2 separate regions of the Mus musculus genome follow, and region 2 is linked to region 1. Evidence: chromatin loops called from intact Hi-C (ENCODE). Cell type or tissue: gastrocnemius. All regions are shown on one strand.

Region 1 (8,000 bases):
CAACAAAAAATAAAACAATATTTTATTTCCCAGGCGGTTCTTCTATGAATTCAGCATAGAGTTGAACCATAGCCCAGTCAACTGGGCATAGATACCTTAATGTTTATGTCCCGATGGGTATGTACTGTGCCAGCATTGTGGAAGATGTAAAGGCACAGTGTCTATAAGCTACAGACTGTGCCCTTCAAAGAAACTGAGACAGAGATGAGGCACCAACTCAAGCTAAATACATTCGAAACATATAATACCACCAAACGACATGAAACAACTAGTGATGTACCCACAATTCACAAGGGAAGCCATGTTTGCACCACTTCTTGTTCACTGATGCTTACAATGGCCTCTGACTTAGATAACAGTTCAACAGAGGTGTGGAGCACAGTGCTATCTACTCCGTACGCATAGGGCCATTGTGAACTCACGAGGATGTCTCAGCAAAGCATAACAAATGACCTCATTCGTGACTGCTTCTACATAGGGAGGGCTTCTAATGAAATGGAGGGAGCAGTATGGTATGCTGCTTCATATTCAAATGTTCCTGGCACATTTGATATCACCAATGGACAACAGCCGCCTAATCAGGGTGAGATTGGAAGGCATTGTGTATACACATAATGGTGCATATCTGTTCTGTGTTCTTTGATTGGTTCAGTCGTGAGCTATAACCCAGGAGAGTTCATAGGAAGAGGGTACAAGGCAAAGGTTTCTGTTTCTAAAATTTGTTTTGGCTTTCTTCTCAATTCATTGATCTCAAACAATTCTCCCATAATTACCTCCATCTTTTTATAAAGGTAAAGTCTTGTATTCACTGTAATATTTATTAGGAATTTAGTACAGTTTATAAACTCTGTTAGTATGTTCTTTTGAATGGTTGCTGTTTTTAATTCTCCGATTGCAATGCTATGTAGATTTTTAAGTTTATTCTTAACCTCATAAGCCCTCTTGTAATTTCTAGCACGTGATTTTGCCAAATAGAGAGAGCACTTAACACTCTTGTAGAATGTGTTTCGGGAAAGCTTTTTTTTTTTTTTTTTTCCCAGTAGGATTCAACCGTGGGAGAGTCCTGGGAACAGCATCAGCAGCTTCAGCGTGGATACAGGCATGGGTCCTTCTAGGACCCCATCTGGATGAGGACCAGCATGGTGATGCATTTGTGTTTGCAGCTATTGTTAATTGGTGATAGGTACCCTTTGCATGTGAAGAATCCCAACCGATTTAATTTGTATGTTTTCTCCACAGACCAGCAGTTGCGGATGACTTATGCTATCTACAATCCTGCTGTGGGATATGGTTTTCAATAGTGGAGTTGCAAAGAAATCAAGAATTTGTTTTGTTTTTTTAATTTTCCTGGCAAAATGCCTCAGATACCCTCTCACCCAGGAAGTGGTGTTCTAGAGCCATTAAGCTTGTAAGGCCGTGCAGATAGGTGCCGTGCCCACGGGTTTCAAAAGCAGGAGGGGGCCATTGAAACTGACAAACCCAAATGGATTTGGAAATAGTGGGTCAAGTGCAAAGACTTCAAGAGCAAAGAGCACATGCAAGCTGCTAGGGAAGGCCGGGAGGGAGGGGTGGGGGGGGTGGGTGTGCTTCGGTGGATAGACAAGTGTCTGAGAGTTTGGAGGCTGAAGCAAATTTGACAGGGGGTGGGGGTTGGAGACAAAGGAAGGTGATCTTAGCTGGGTTCTGTCCTAACACAATGAATTCAGACAATTCAGCCCCTGGCTATTTGACTCTGTCCTTTGCTCTGGCCCTGGGGGCGGTGGTGAGAGGAGTTGGTGGGTCTCCTCTCTGGATCCCTTTCCCGCTGGCTAAACCGCCTTTGATATCTGTGGTATCTATTGGAAAGTGTATCTTCAGTGCCTGGGGGATGTGTCTGGACCCAAGCATCCAAGCTCTGTGAAAGTTTGCAGTTTCCCGAAGTAGAAATCAGGACCTGTAAACTTGTGCCTCCAGCCTCTGCTTTAAAAGCACCGCAGACCACTCTCCACCCTGCGGTTTTCCTGGGCCACGGACCGACTTTCTTCCCGCCCGCCCCGCCGGCTCTGGTCCACGATAGGCACTGGGACAGCGTGAGGAGAGAACCCCGCAGGGCTCCGGGACCCCTTCTCAGGGATCGCGCGCGTCGCCCACACTCTCCCGGGCCCTGTAGGACCCTCCCCCCCGGAGGCCGGGCTTCGCCGACCCCTCCCCGAGCGGCGGCCGGAGGCGGGGATGCTGAGTGGCAGCGGCCGGCCTGGGCTGCGAGGTTCGGCCGCCTCCTCCCGCTGCGCCCGCCCCTCGGCCTCCGCCCCGGCGCCGCCGACCCTCGTCTGCTCCCGCCCTCGCCCCTGCGGGTCCGCCGGGGCCAGATCGAGGCTGCAGCGAGGAGGCGGCACAGAGAGCCCGGCTGGGGAAGGCTGCACGCGCCCGGGCCAGAGCGGGGCGTTAGGAGCCGGCTGCCCCGGCCAGGTAGGTGCTGCGCGGGGAGCCCGGGAGGGGGCCGGTCCCCGACAGTGCACGGGGGCGCGGAGGGACGGGCGGCGGGTGCCGGGGCAGGAAGGATCCGCTGCAGCGCCGGCCCGCCGCAGACGTGGAAGAAGTTGAGCCTGGAAGCGCTTTTTCCCGGGGAGCTGTAGTGGTCCCCTCCAGCCCCGGTCCGTACCGCGTGGGTCTCACCGGCCACAGACCTCAGCTGCATCTCAGACCTGGGCTGCATTTTTTGTGGCCAGTGCAGAGGGGTGAGGGCTGGCGAGGAGGTGGGCGGGGAGTTGGGGAACACCACATCTGGGGTGGATGAAGGACTCAGAGAGATGGGTTTGAATGCAGTCCCTACCCCCACCCGGCCGCACTTCTCTCTCAGTCTATTCGCGGTCGCGTGCTCTCTGAACTGAGAAAAGCAAAAAGAGTTTCTTCAAGTCGGCTCAACTTTTCTGTTAATTCAGGAGGTTCGGGAGTTTGTATGGAAGTAAGGGCAAAAGACTCTCATCCTCGCACCCTACCTCACTCCTGCCCGGGCAGTTTCCTGTACTCTGTGCCATGATTGTTTTTGTGCTTGTAGATTACAGCTGGTGACCTATATGGAAAAGTGGAACCACTGCCGGCGAGTGTGTGTTGGAGCCACAGGGCGGCAAGGTGTGGGGGGCTAAGTCAGAGTTCCTTCGAAGGGACTTTAATTCTCTGAACACTCTTCCTGTCCAGCTCAAAGAGAGGATGGGATAAGGAATAATTTATCTTGCTCTTTCTGATGCTCTTCTAATCATTTTTTTTAAAAACTCCCTTTCAAATTAAGAGATAGAGAACACGCATGCGATGGTTAAATATTTTAAAGACAGGGAAGATGAACATCTCTCTCTGCAATCAGGCTAATAGGGCTAGCCTGTGTTGGAACATCTGATTCTGATGAAATATTTGAAAGGTTTAAAGCAATACCAGACGATGTCATTAAAAAAAAATAGAGTGACCTGCAGTAGGTCATACAGAGCAGTGTGGCCTGTGGTCTGTGACAGCATTTTATAGCGGGAGGTGGAGCACTGTAAGCTTAAAGAGAAGAGGGTGGGAAAGGGGGCTGCTCATTTGTCTTGAACCAGTCTAGTTAGGAAGAGTGATTACACTGCAAATGAACATTTGTGAATATAATTTGAGTCATGATACATGAACCAGCCATTTGTCTGAAGGAAAAAAAGGATCTTTGTAGATGAGAGCAAAGCAGTGCCTTATGGGGGAAAAATAAGCATACCGTTTATCCATGTGCGCAACTCAGAATTGACAGCACCTGCTAACAACAGAGGCATGGGCTTAGAGATTTGGCTGCAAGCAAGGTTGAACAAGGCAGGGAGAAAAGTCTACAGCAGGAGATAGTTACAAAAGAATGGATAGAAAACTTCAGGTGTGTGTGTGTACACACACACTGCAAAAAAAAAAAAAAGTCTTCATTTTCTATATATCTTTACTGCAAAGAATTGCCAACACAGGAGGATTAAAATGTAGGAGAGTCCTGGGGCTGGAGAGATGACTCAGTGGTTAAGAGCACTTGCTGAGGTCCCATGACCCAAATCAGACAGCTCCCAACTGGATCAGTGCCTCTGGCTTCCACAGGCGTTTGCACTGTGGACATACCCAGGTGCAAGCACACAACTAGACATAATTAAAAATAAATCTTAAAAAGCTTTTCAGGAGACTCAGATTTAGTCTGTTGGGTCCCCATTGTGTGAAGCCTATGTGAATGTTAGCAAGCTCCGTTCTAGCTCTCCGCTGCGGTCTCTGTGTCTACCTAGTGGGGGCTGGAACTGTGGCTCTGGTGTTATGAGCTCTTGTTGCTCTCTCATGAGGACTGGGGTTCTAAGCCCAGCATCCATCTCAGATGGCTCACAAATGCCTAGGACTCCAGCTCTGAGGGATCCCATGCTCTCTTCTGGCCTTCTCAGGCACTTGTGCATGCATGTGTGCCTACACTTAGTCACACACACAAATAATAAAATTAAATCTCGGAGGTTGCTCTGCAGTCGATAGTGCTTACTACTCTTCTGGGGAGACTGGAGTTTGCCACCACCTGCCTGCAACTCAGGCTCTTTGGGATCAGATGCCCTCTTCTGGCCTCGTCTGGCACTGCACTCACATTCAGGAACTCATACACTGAACAAGTGTACACAAAATTAAAAATAAAATTAATAATAAAATATTTTTAAAAATTGAAAATGGTTGTGAGGGTTCACGTGAGCGTCTCCGGAAGGTTAACTGGTGTCTTTGTTCGGATTTGGGATGGTTCCCCCACACACGAAATGCTCAGAAAACATTAAGGATTGCCAGCACTCTTAAGTTCCCAGGGTAAAAGGGACTCAAGAGTAACTGATTCTCCCACTGAGTGTCTGAGTTGAGCCTTGCCTCTGACAGTCAACATCTAGAAGTTCCCACTCTTAAAAACCTTTTAATGGTTGATGTGATACACACTGCCCAAGAATGCTAAAGTCAATGTTAGAGTCAAAGCTCACTAGTCTTAGAAAGATACAAGTAATCTGTAAGTGCCTAATTCCAGAATTCATTCCATAAAACAAACAAACAAACAACTCCCCCAACCAAACAAATAAAAAAAATCAGCCTTAAAGTACACCTTTATTCAGGTGTATAGACACCAGAGGACAAAGTGAACAGACATCCCTAACTAAACAGTGAACAGAGGAACTGTGCCTGTGGGCTCCTCCTGTCTTCCCCCCAACCCCGTGTGTGTGTGTGTGTGTGTGTGTGTGTGTGTGTTACAGTGCCAGCTTACTCATCTGCCCACTCATTTATCCCGTCATTCAGCAGATGTCTTTAAAGATTCTCTTGTAGGACAGGCTCTGAAGTCAGTCACATTCCGATTTCAGAGTTCTGTGGCACCAGGGTAGGCAGGGGGATGAAGCAGCCAGCCAGTGCCATATAGTGCAAGCATCCTGGCAGCACGGGAGTGGGGTGAAGAGAACCTGGGAGATGACGATCTCGCTACCTGTCTATCTCCCAGGTGGGCTTTCCCTGCATAGAATCCTTGGGGACTGGGGACCCTCTCAGAGGGAGCACTTATGAGGACCCTGTTTGGAGACAGATGACAAAAGGCAGTTTTTGAGTTGAGTTCTCTTGGAATGAAAATTGAATTTTGGCCTTCCAGAGAGATGTGCAGCCTAGGATTTGGCTGCAGAGACGGGAAGAGACGTTGGATTTCTACAGAGATGCCAAAAGAGTGTGCAACACAATAGTGTCACGTGGCTACAGGCTACAACCTCCCTCCCTTGCCTGGCCAGTTAGAGCAAAGTGAGCAAAGACTTGCTTAACAAAACAAAGTTCTTGATCAGGTAACTGTACCCTGTGTTGCTCCTTCTAATTGTGGGAGTATGTCAACTCATTCATCCATCCATCCATTCATCCATCCATCCATCCATCCATCAGGTAATATCTTTGTAGTGCTGCAGGTCATTTGTGTCCTTGTGACTGAAGCTTTTGAAATTTTCTCTCCTTTCAACAAACCCAAGTGGGAATAATTAAGCCCCTGACCCTTGACCTCAGCAGCCAAGCTCATACTGATGCTATCCGGCAGACTTGATAGAATCTGTTACTTTGAACTGGAATCCGTGTCATACACAGAATGGCGTTGAGCATGTGTGGGAGAGAGGATGTATAACTAACGGAATGGATTCTGAGTCTGCACACACGTGTTTTAGATGTTGCACATGCGTGTTGTAGATGTTTGCATTTTCCTGTCTTCGGATGTTGAAGCCACACACCCTTGAAGAAGGGTTTCATTGAGGTCCTGAGTGGGGGTCCTGCTCTGAGGTTAGTAAATAACCTTATGAGAGCTCGTCTCTTTTATTCTGAGGACACAATGAGGAAATCGTGTGTATTTCTTTAGAGCACCTAGTCTATAGTATTTGTTAATAGCAGCCTGACAGTCTTACACACACACACACACACACACACACACGCGCACACGAGTGTGTGCATACTGACCTATTGACCTTCACTAGCTAAGAGTGTGAGTTAGTTTTGTGCATGTCTACACCACACTGAACATAATTTAAAAGGTGTGTTATCTGTATGTTTTCTTAGTTTAACCTTAAACCATGGGGTCAAGAGAAATACCTGGGTTCTGCTTTGTGGTTTGGCTGGCCAGAAAGGTGACCTTTCTGTGTTTTTACTCTTCTACATGTGGGTTTGCTCTGACTTTGATTGAATACCACATCTTATTGACTAGGTTGTTTTTATTGACACTGATAAAATATTTCTGTGAAACTTAAAGAGGATTTTTAGAGCTGTTTACTTAGGGGTGAGCTTGTTAGGTTTAACAAGACTTTTAAAAAAAGCTTCATATGGTTTATAAAGTAATATAGGCTAACCTTGGGTTATGGTTATAACAGTTAAATGAAAAACATTGGGTATTTTATACCACTCCCGAGGAATAATATTCAACATTATTGAGGTAACGGTAGCAGCACATACATACAGTTCTTATACTTTGTTCCTAAGGAGAATTTCAGCTAGGCATAACCAGACTGCAGCTTCGTGGATTGGCTAATACGTGGAAGTCGTGTGCCCCAGTCCTCTGTTAGTGGGCTGGGTGTGGATTGCTGCAGGCACCTGTTGCAGATGTGTAGGCACCTGTTGCAGATGTGTGTGTGTGTGTGTGTGTGTGTGTGTGTGTGTGTGTGCTTCAGCCCCGCCTGTTCTGCACACCTGTTCTCCTCCACATTTTCTGCTTTCCTTACCGGCAGTGGAGGGGAACACACTTATCAACGCCCTGGCCCCTCGCCCCGTGCCCCGCCCCTCACCCACATGCCCCGCCCCCTTGTGGGCTGGTGTTGCTTTCTGGCCTTGGGGGGAGGTGTGGATAGGAGGGTTTTGCTGTTAATTTAAATCTCCTCCGTTTGTGGAACCTTTGAAAGTGTGCCAAGTTGACCCCATGACTGCTCGCTGGATCTCAGGCATGCCGTGTGACTTGGGCACAAATGTGGCTGCCCTCAGTGCTCTGGAGTTAAGCTGAGTTCAGCGGGCCTGATGAATCATTGTCGGTCTGTGTAACCAGTTTGGCACCTCACCTCCCTCGCCCCCCTCGCCCCACTGGGTTGGTAGGATAGAGACTCCGGAGTTTTAACTGGCTATCGTGGTATTTCTGTCTAATTGACAAAAAGCCCTGCCATAAGTACTTTTGGGGCAAGTTAGGGATTTGGGGGTGGGGAAGTGGGGGTGAGTTGGAATTGCAGTTTTCAGCGGAGGGTTCTGAAATAGCTTTCGCAACAAGCTTCCCACATGCCTGGAAAGTTTAGAGGGGTTCCTTTTCCTCTGCTGATTGTATTGTTCAGTGTTTTCTTTCTTTCCTGCGGAGCTGGCCTGTCAGGGGCACCTGGAGTTCAGGCTTCCTTTTTTTGGGGGGCAGGCCACATTGGGCTGAGTGTGCAATTGTTTCCCAGCACTACAGGGGCAGCAGCGAGCCAGGTGGTTGAGGAAGGCCCTGACTGCCTTGGCAGGAGCCTGCCCTCTGATCTGCGGATCAGTGAGGC
Region 2 (8,000 bases), 150 kb after region 1:
TGAGCAGGTGAGAACGAAGGGGAATCCTACTCATGGGGACTCAAAACACAACTCCAAAGTCATACTCTGAATTCTACCTTTTCCTCAATCAAAGAAACATTTTTGGACTATTGTACTTAGTAAATTCCCAAGCAAATCTAGCATGGCCCTGCATGGGCAGATGTATAATCCAATACCACAGACCTCAAGGAACTGCACCCCAGCTCTGCACAGAGTCCCCGACTGCAGCCTTGGGGACAGGGTACAGTGGCTCAGCCACTCACTTCAGCTCATTTTTAAAGGATATCCTGTCTTTGACAGCCCATCTTTGTTTAAAGTCAACTTGGGTAAGTTGCAGCCTATCTATCATTTTGCAATCTAAACTAGTGAGACTTCCAAACTACAACAGTCTGCCTTACAAATGTTCTTGAGACAGCTAATCAGCATTAAAAATGATTAAAAGTCTCAACCCACATCAGTTTGTGCTGCACCATAACAATGTAAATTGGATGTTACCAATAATGAATATATTACTTGAGCTTTCTCTCCATTGCTTGGTGCAATGTTTCACATGGATTTAGTCTGTCTTAAAAGTAAAAGACAGGTACATTAAGAAATCAAGCATATTAGAATCACAAGGGTCTTTTATTTTTAATGTAACTAAAAGTGAGAGGCTAAAAGAAAAATCCCTTAAATACTGTGTGTTCTTTTTATTCAAGGGTTAGGCTAGCCTTAATACCTGTGTCAAAATCAATCTCTCTCTCTCTCTCTCTCTCACACACACACACAAAAACAAACACACACACACACACACACACACACAGCTGCCAAACACAAATCCTAGTTCAATTAAAAAGATAAGACAGAAGAATATATCAAAGTTTTCATACAGTAAAACTTTACTATATGAATACTAAAAATTAAGAGGGAAAAGAAATTATCACTATATTCTATTGCATCAATTCACTACCCTCTCTTTGGATAATGCACTGCACATTATATTAAAGTCTTTATACTCCAGTAAATTTTTACTTAAAAGAAACTATTACAGAAAATCATTTCTGATTCTATAAAGAGCCCCAGATCCTACAACTATAAGCAGTACAGAACCCAAAATACTAATTCATTTCACTTAAGAGACGTGGTGCCCATGCAAGATCAGAGATTGTTATCAAAATAATCAACTAGTCTAAAAATAAAATAAAGGAAGGTAAAATATACATTATCTACTACAGAGCACACAGGCTCTTCTCTGGTGACTGAACCTCATATAAAGCAAGCCAATTTAAAAACACCCAAACTTTTGCTGACCTTGTTCCTTCGTTATTAATAGAGGGGGGAAAAGAAAGAAACATGGTGTCATGTCCAATGTATAGTCTGAATCTCTACTGACTCCTGGAAGAACTTCTGTGGTTACTATCGAGCGCTTTTTAAATCTTAAGTCACATACTCATTTCAGTGTGTCACCACTGAAATAATCTGAGGAACACCATCCCCCAAAAATATGGAGAATATTTATTTAGCAGGTGATAGTTTTCTTCTGTGCAGAGCATGGAAATATTAAGAAACTATTAGGCAAAGTAATAAGACAAGGAAGTTTCTCTGGTTTTTAGACCATGCACATGTGGATTGGAAATACCCATGCTTTTGTGTATTGTGTGTTTCCAACAAAAAATATCTGTAGAATACAGTAACTGGAGAAAAAGATACAGTCCTAAGGAAACAGAGAACTGCTTCCAGGCTCGCTACATCTGGTTACCCTTGAAGGCGTTCTGCGCCGCGCTGGTTGCTGCGGTTGAGGCGGCGTTTGCAGCCGCTGTCTGAACAGTTTTATTGGACATCACTCCCGTTGCAAACTCTTGCTGGGCCTTCTCAAAACTAGCACCTGTTGTGCGGTACAGTCCATGCACCTGAGGAGGCAGAACCAAGGCGAGATGGTGAGATGCGATCCACACATTTGCTCAAACCACCCTGCCGTGTGCGAGGACCAGGCAGAGGTCAGAGGGGAGGTGGGGGGAACAGAAAAGAAAACCCATGAAATCAGCTTTTTACCCTAGGTCCAAAATAAACACAGGAGATGGCCATAGTGGGATTAACGGCGACACAGCGCCTTCAAAGACAGTAGCTGCCCTGTTCGGTCGAAGCAGACCAGGTTAGTCTATGCACTGGAGTACCTCCCCACGCAATGGTGTCGGACACCAACTTAACTGGTTAGCGGGACTCCCTCAGCACTATTCTGAATCATACGCTTCCAACCCCACACTCCTTACAAATGAAAACTACAGCTGAAGACCAGACATTTCAGGAAGTCTTCAAACAGTTAAAACACCTAGATTATCTTGGTTCTTAAAATGAACTAACTTCAAAACTTCTTTTGAAATACAAAAAGCCATTAGTAACTAGTGTACTAATGTGGGCATGAATATTTATGGGCAAGTTCCCAAATCCCATAGAAGACATAATGGAACCCAGGTTCTTCAGGGAATCCAACCTGTACTGCCTTCTTCTCACTTCAATGTTATGCTGTCCCAACTCTTAGTGATTGATTACTCAAAGGGAGATGTTCAGAGCTCCTGACAGCTCTCTGTGGCTCATTCCTGTCTTACTAACTGGCTCCTTTAGAACATCTACCACTTTTGCCCTGAAACACTATCCAGTACTTTGATAGTTCACTGTAGAAACAGAACAAACACAATAAGAAACAACTGATAGAAAATCAAACCTATTTGTGAAAGCTAAGGATTTCTGTCTATGAAGAAGCTCAGGAGATATAAATTCTTTCAACAGTTGGGCAGCGCAGGCTTAAACAACAATACCATGGCAGAAACCAAGGGACAATGAGCGTCCAACCCAACGATAACCTGGTCTAACTCGGGTAACCTGGGTTATCTCAGCTGTGAGATCTCAGAATGAGACTGAATCCTCAAAAGTACATTTACATCATCACAACAAACCAAGACTGCACAGCATGTCTAGAGGGGTGTGTGTGTGTGTGAGAGAGAGGGGGGGAGGGGAGAGGAGAGGAGAGGAGAGAGAGAGAGAAAGAGAGAGAGAGAGAGAGAGAGAGAGAGAGAGAGAGAGAGAGAGAGAGAGAGAGAAGAGAAGAACCGCCTGGCAACGCCTCTAGTCCAGAGCTGGGACTATGCAGACCTTCCTGAGGGCACGAACCGCCCATGAAGAGACTGACCCCTAGTGGTGACACGTTAGAGCTACATACTCCCTACAAGGGGGTCTGTGTGTTTATTTTTGATAATTTATTATTAATTTTTAAGTCAGTGTTGAAGAATCAGTACTCGGATCTCAGTTTACATCAGAGGTAGAAAAGACAAGAGGATTGATGGTTGCTTCAAATTATAATTTAGTTTATATTGCCATGTGTCATATCTCAGCATACCATATAAAAACATCATCTCATCTGACATCCTTAACTTCACAGGTAAGAGTGAGACAGTACCAGCTAACAGTGGATACGTGAGAGAGTCAACCAGTAACCTAATTTTGCATCTCAGATTTAAATTAGTTAAATCTAATTATTAACAGAGTATGCACTAAAATAGAGAATAGACACAATGCTGATAAATACTGTGACTTTATTGGGGAAATGATATTTATTCTGAATGCCTGACATGTGGATATAAGCTCAGTTATACAACTATCCCTTTCATGGAAAAGCAAAAACAGAAGGGGAGAAGAGTCCCTGAGCCTGCTCAGGACTGCCCGGCGTGCAGTCACTGAGTCACTGAGGAGTGAGCTCCCGGTGTCTTTCCTGTAGAACTGCTCTGGGGTGCTCTGCCCCTAGGCCTCTTCTGGCTCTATACCCCTATGTGCTCACTCAGGCTTCACTCACCTCAAGAAGCCAAAACTTCCCAGTCTGAAAACCCAGCCTAGATCTCTTTGCTTGCTTCTCCTTCTCTGTCTAGACGTCTACGGAGCTTATTCACACACATGGTCTACCAGTACTTGAAACCCCACGCCCCAGCCATGGCATCACCCTGACTCCAAACCTGCTCTTTTGATTTGTGCGTGTTGGGGGCGTGCCATCGAGCACCTGCGGAGGTCAGAGGGTAACATGCAGGAGCTGGTCCTCTCCTTCAACCACGTGGTTCCTGGGTCAGACCCAAGTGGTGTGCTTGGCACTTTTACCCACTGAGCCGTCTCATCAGCCCCAAACCTGTTCTTGCTAATGGCCATCCCCTAAGCCAAATGGCCTAGAGAAACCCAACAAGAATGAAGCCTGGCCTCTCTCATAGTGGGAGGAGTCAACTCAGGCTTCCAAGCCCTACCCCCTGCCCACAAATCCTCTATCTACTTCAGGATTACGTCCAAGCTTGTCATGTCTACCCAATCACTCTGTTCCCTAAAACACTTCAGTGAACTACACATTTTTAAAGATTAGAACTTCTTAACAAGGTGTCCTAGTTTTCACAACCCTGCAGGATCTGAGGATGCAGTTGTGTCCAGGCTCCTGTCCACCCCCCACCACGGATCCCTGGGACTTTCTCAGCCCATGCACCACCTCCTCCCGTCCATGCTTAGCCTTCTGTTACCCCTGCATTTGCTACACTGTATCCTCACCTGTCCTGTATGTCCTGACTGCTTCCTTCCCCCTTTCTGATTCCCTTATGTAGGCCGTCAGTCATCAGTGTCTCTCAGCTAAGGCTTTCTCTTGGCACGTTAGCAGCAACCTGCATTCCCCACTACTCTGAAGTTGGGAAACAGGAGGAGGACCTGAGTCCAGGCTTGAGGCTTAGATAACCACAGCAGTACAGGAGGGAAATACAGGGAGCTGGCGGAATTGAGACTTCCCAGCGCCGAGGGTCAGCAGCCCCTGTGCTTGGTACACAAGGTTCAGAGCTTCTGAAAGAAATGAGGCAGCGACTCCAGAAACTCAGGCAGGAGTGCAGGCGAGCCCACAGGCTCCCAGGACGTGAGACACGAGTGGACACTCAGCAGATTCCAAGAGAAAAGCCCTTCAATAGTGGCCAGGGTTACTTCTATATGTACTCCTTGTACACCTTATAAAACTACCAGTTAGTGTAAAGAAAACCATGAAGGAAAGCTAATGCTTAAATAATTCAATGTCTTTAAATTTTAAATATGAACAAAACCAAGTACCTGATGCAATAAATCTACCTGTATTTACTCATCGAGCTAATAAGCTTCATCTTGGAAAAGTACATATTGATAAAAGCACACATTCAGGAGCCTCTTCTGAAATGCTGGCCCCAAAGCTGTCCCTGATTTCTGAATACTCGCATATAAAGCCTGAGATGTCCTGGATGGGAGACAAGCCTAAACATGAAACTCATGTATTGTTTATAATATTGTATATACATACTTCTGTGTACTTTATACATTTTAATGTATTTGCCTTAGATAATTATAATCATAATCTCCCTTGTGAGGTCAGGTAGGGAACTTTCCTCTTATAGTACCAAGTCCATAAGCAAAAAGTTTGTTTTTTTCTTTCTTTCTTTCTTTTTTTTTTTTTAGTTTTTCAAGACAGGGTTTCTCTGTATATCCCTGGCTGTCCTGAGACTCACTTTGTAGACCAGGCTGGCCTCAAACTCAGAAATCTGCCTGTCTCTGCCTCCCGAGTGCTGGGATTAAAGGTGTGCGCCACCACTGCCCGGCGCAAAAAGTTTCTTATTGTTGAACATTTTGGGTTCTGGATTTTCAAGTCAGGGATGTTTTCATTGTTATGTCAATCATAAAATATGATACAATTTTTAAATGCGTCTGTAAACAACCATAAATCATAATCTTTGGAGAGCAAACATGCAACTCCAGAAATGAGCCAGAGTCCCACGGTCTAACAGCAGCAGGCTGGAGGGGCCTTCCCCAGGGCCACTGTGCTGTGTCCGGAGTTGGCTCCCACTTACTTTTTTAAACATGACGAGCGAGATGACCGCGGACGCTGTGAAGAGCGCTGCGATGATTATCATCATGATCCCGACTGGAATGTTCTTGTTGAGACCAGTGAGGGACGAGATCCAACCACTAAAGGACAGCAGACATGTCGTCAGGCAAACGAGTCAGTGCGACTCTCAAGGCAACAACAGGACACCCAGGCAGCACTGTGACACCAGGCAACATCAGCATTCTTCATACGTGATAACTTCTCGAGGCCTCCCATGAGACAATGCTTATTTTACAGATAAGACCCACACTGGGACCTGCAGTGCCGGGTCCCACAGCTAAGAAGCACCAGTCTGTGTCTGCAAGCAAAACACACTCCTGAGCCCCGGAGCTCCCAAATGACTGTATTCTTTAATATACTATGTCACGTACACACACATACATGTATACACACACACACACACATGTATACGCACACACACATGCACACACACCCCCCATCAGACTGGCTAAGATAAAAGACAGTAACACCACTCACTCACAGATCACAAGATCTGGACCAAAATCTCTCACAACTGTTAGAGGGAATATAAAATAGTATGGCTTCTCTAGAAAGTTTGTCAATTTCTTTAAAAAGCATAACACATGATTTCTAAGTGAATTAACAAAATATAAATATACTGTTAATCACAGAAATGAAAGCTGTGTGTGCACGAAAACCTATCCCCAAATGCTTATAGTGGTTTTATTTAGAATAACTCACAAATGGAAACAATTTAGGTGTCTTCCAACTGGGAAGCAGTTAAATAAACTGTGGTATAGCCATACCATGGAATATACTCAAGAATAAAAGGAAGGAGCTGGATATTGATAACCAGTGATAAAGAGCCCTGGTTGTTCTTCCAGTGGACCTGGGTTCAATTCCCAGCACCTACATGGTAGCTCACATCTGTTTACTCCAATCCCTGGGGATCTGATGCCCTCTGCTGGCCTGTATGAGTACTGCATACACATGATGCACAGACCACAGACTCAGACAAACATTCTTACACATAAAATACAAATAAATAAAACCTAGAAAAATTAAATGATAAATTAGGGCTACTTATATCTGAGGGGAAGCCAACATCTGTAACTGTCTGGTCCCATTTATATAACCATCTTATAATGACAGAATAACACAAGTGATAATAAATAGCTTATGAATGGATGCCACGAGTGAAGGCAGATGGGGACAGGAGTCAGAGTGGCCATACACAAAGCAGCAGGACTCTTCAGTGATGGCAATGCTCTGTCGATGTTAAGGTCCTTGTTTTTGTATCTTACTGTATTTTATACTATTGGGGACTGAGTGAAGGATGCCTGGGAATGCTCTATAGTCTTACAATGACATGTCAATCTACAATTGTCTTCATTCTAATTATAACTAAAAATACCTAAATCATACAAGGTACATCAGAAACAGGACCTTTCCATTAGCATACTCTGTGGTACCTAGGCACAGACTATCCCATTCAACTTTACATTCCTCTCTACATTTATTACATTTATATTAACAAACTGGTGAAATGATTGTGTGTGTGTGTGTGTGTGTGTGTGTGTGTGTGTGTGTATACACCATTACAACGTACATTTTTAAAGCATGTCCTCTCATCCACATGCCAGACTAAGCACTATTTAAGATAATAGTTTAAAAGCCATTTCCAAGAACTAACTGGAAACAACTAAAGTCCACAGTCTGTTAGTGTGCACCCACTGGGTGCTTTACAAACTGCTGAGAGCTGTCTGCCAGCCACTCACCCCCATGCAGAGGCAGCACAAATCCAACCCCCACTATGCCCACTGCAGCTTTACCTAACGGACACGATGGCAAACAGCAGTGCCACGCACAGCAGAGCACACCTGTGCACACCCGTGCATGCAGAGGCTGGAAGGAGGGCAGTTTGCCTAAGGTAGAAAGGCGAGGCGGTATTTTAAGGACACACCTCTTCCACCCATCAACTCACTCAGGGGTACCCACCCCCATGGAGACAAAAGGAAAGGGGTCTGCATTACCTTCTAGCCTGAACACCAATACAAACGTGTGCATGCGTGCGAGAATGTATATGTTTATCTAAAATAATGCTTTACACTTAACCTGAAGCCCTTTCTTTCTCTCCGTC

What was found. A loop is a pair of places that touch in the nucleus more often than their neighbours do. Peaks named below come from ENCODE experiments on the same cell type or tissue, not always from the same donor. Only the 100,000 strongest peaks of a DNase experiment are listed, where the experiment ranks them.
Region 2: it touches region 1 in a loop (2.2-fold over the local background); 7 of 42 quality-filtered maps call a loop at or near these places.

What each region holds. Positions count from the first base shown.
Region 1 is chr13:94,055,459-94,063,458 of GRCm38, forward strand. It overlaps Lhfpl2 (lipoma HMGIC fusion partner-like 2), which reads left to right and starts at 2,338. Exons shown (of 4, transcript NM_172589.2): 1 at 2,338-2,448. In gastrocnemius, CTCF peaks have their summits at 4,588 (motif pointing left) and 7,936; DNase peaks (open chromatin) are centred at 2,292, 4,563, 7,371 and 7,924; H3K4me3 peaks cover 2,581 bases; H3K27ac peaks cover 1,820 bases.
Region 2 is chr13:94,202,275-94,210,274 of GRCm38, forward strand. Scamp1 (secretory carrier membrane protein 1) reads right to left here. Exons shown (of 9, transcript NM_029153.1): 8 at 5,862-5,979; 9 at 1-1,889. The coding sequence ends at 1,725. Among named protein-coding and RNA genes, the nearest start is that of Scamp1, 79 kb to the right of the region's middle. In gastrocnemius, CTCF peaks have their summits at 3,175 (motif pointing left) and 6,824 (motif pointing left); DNase peaks (open chromatin) are centred at 3,143 and 4,067.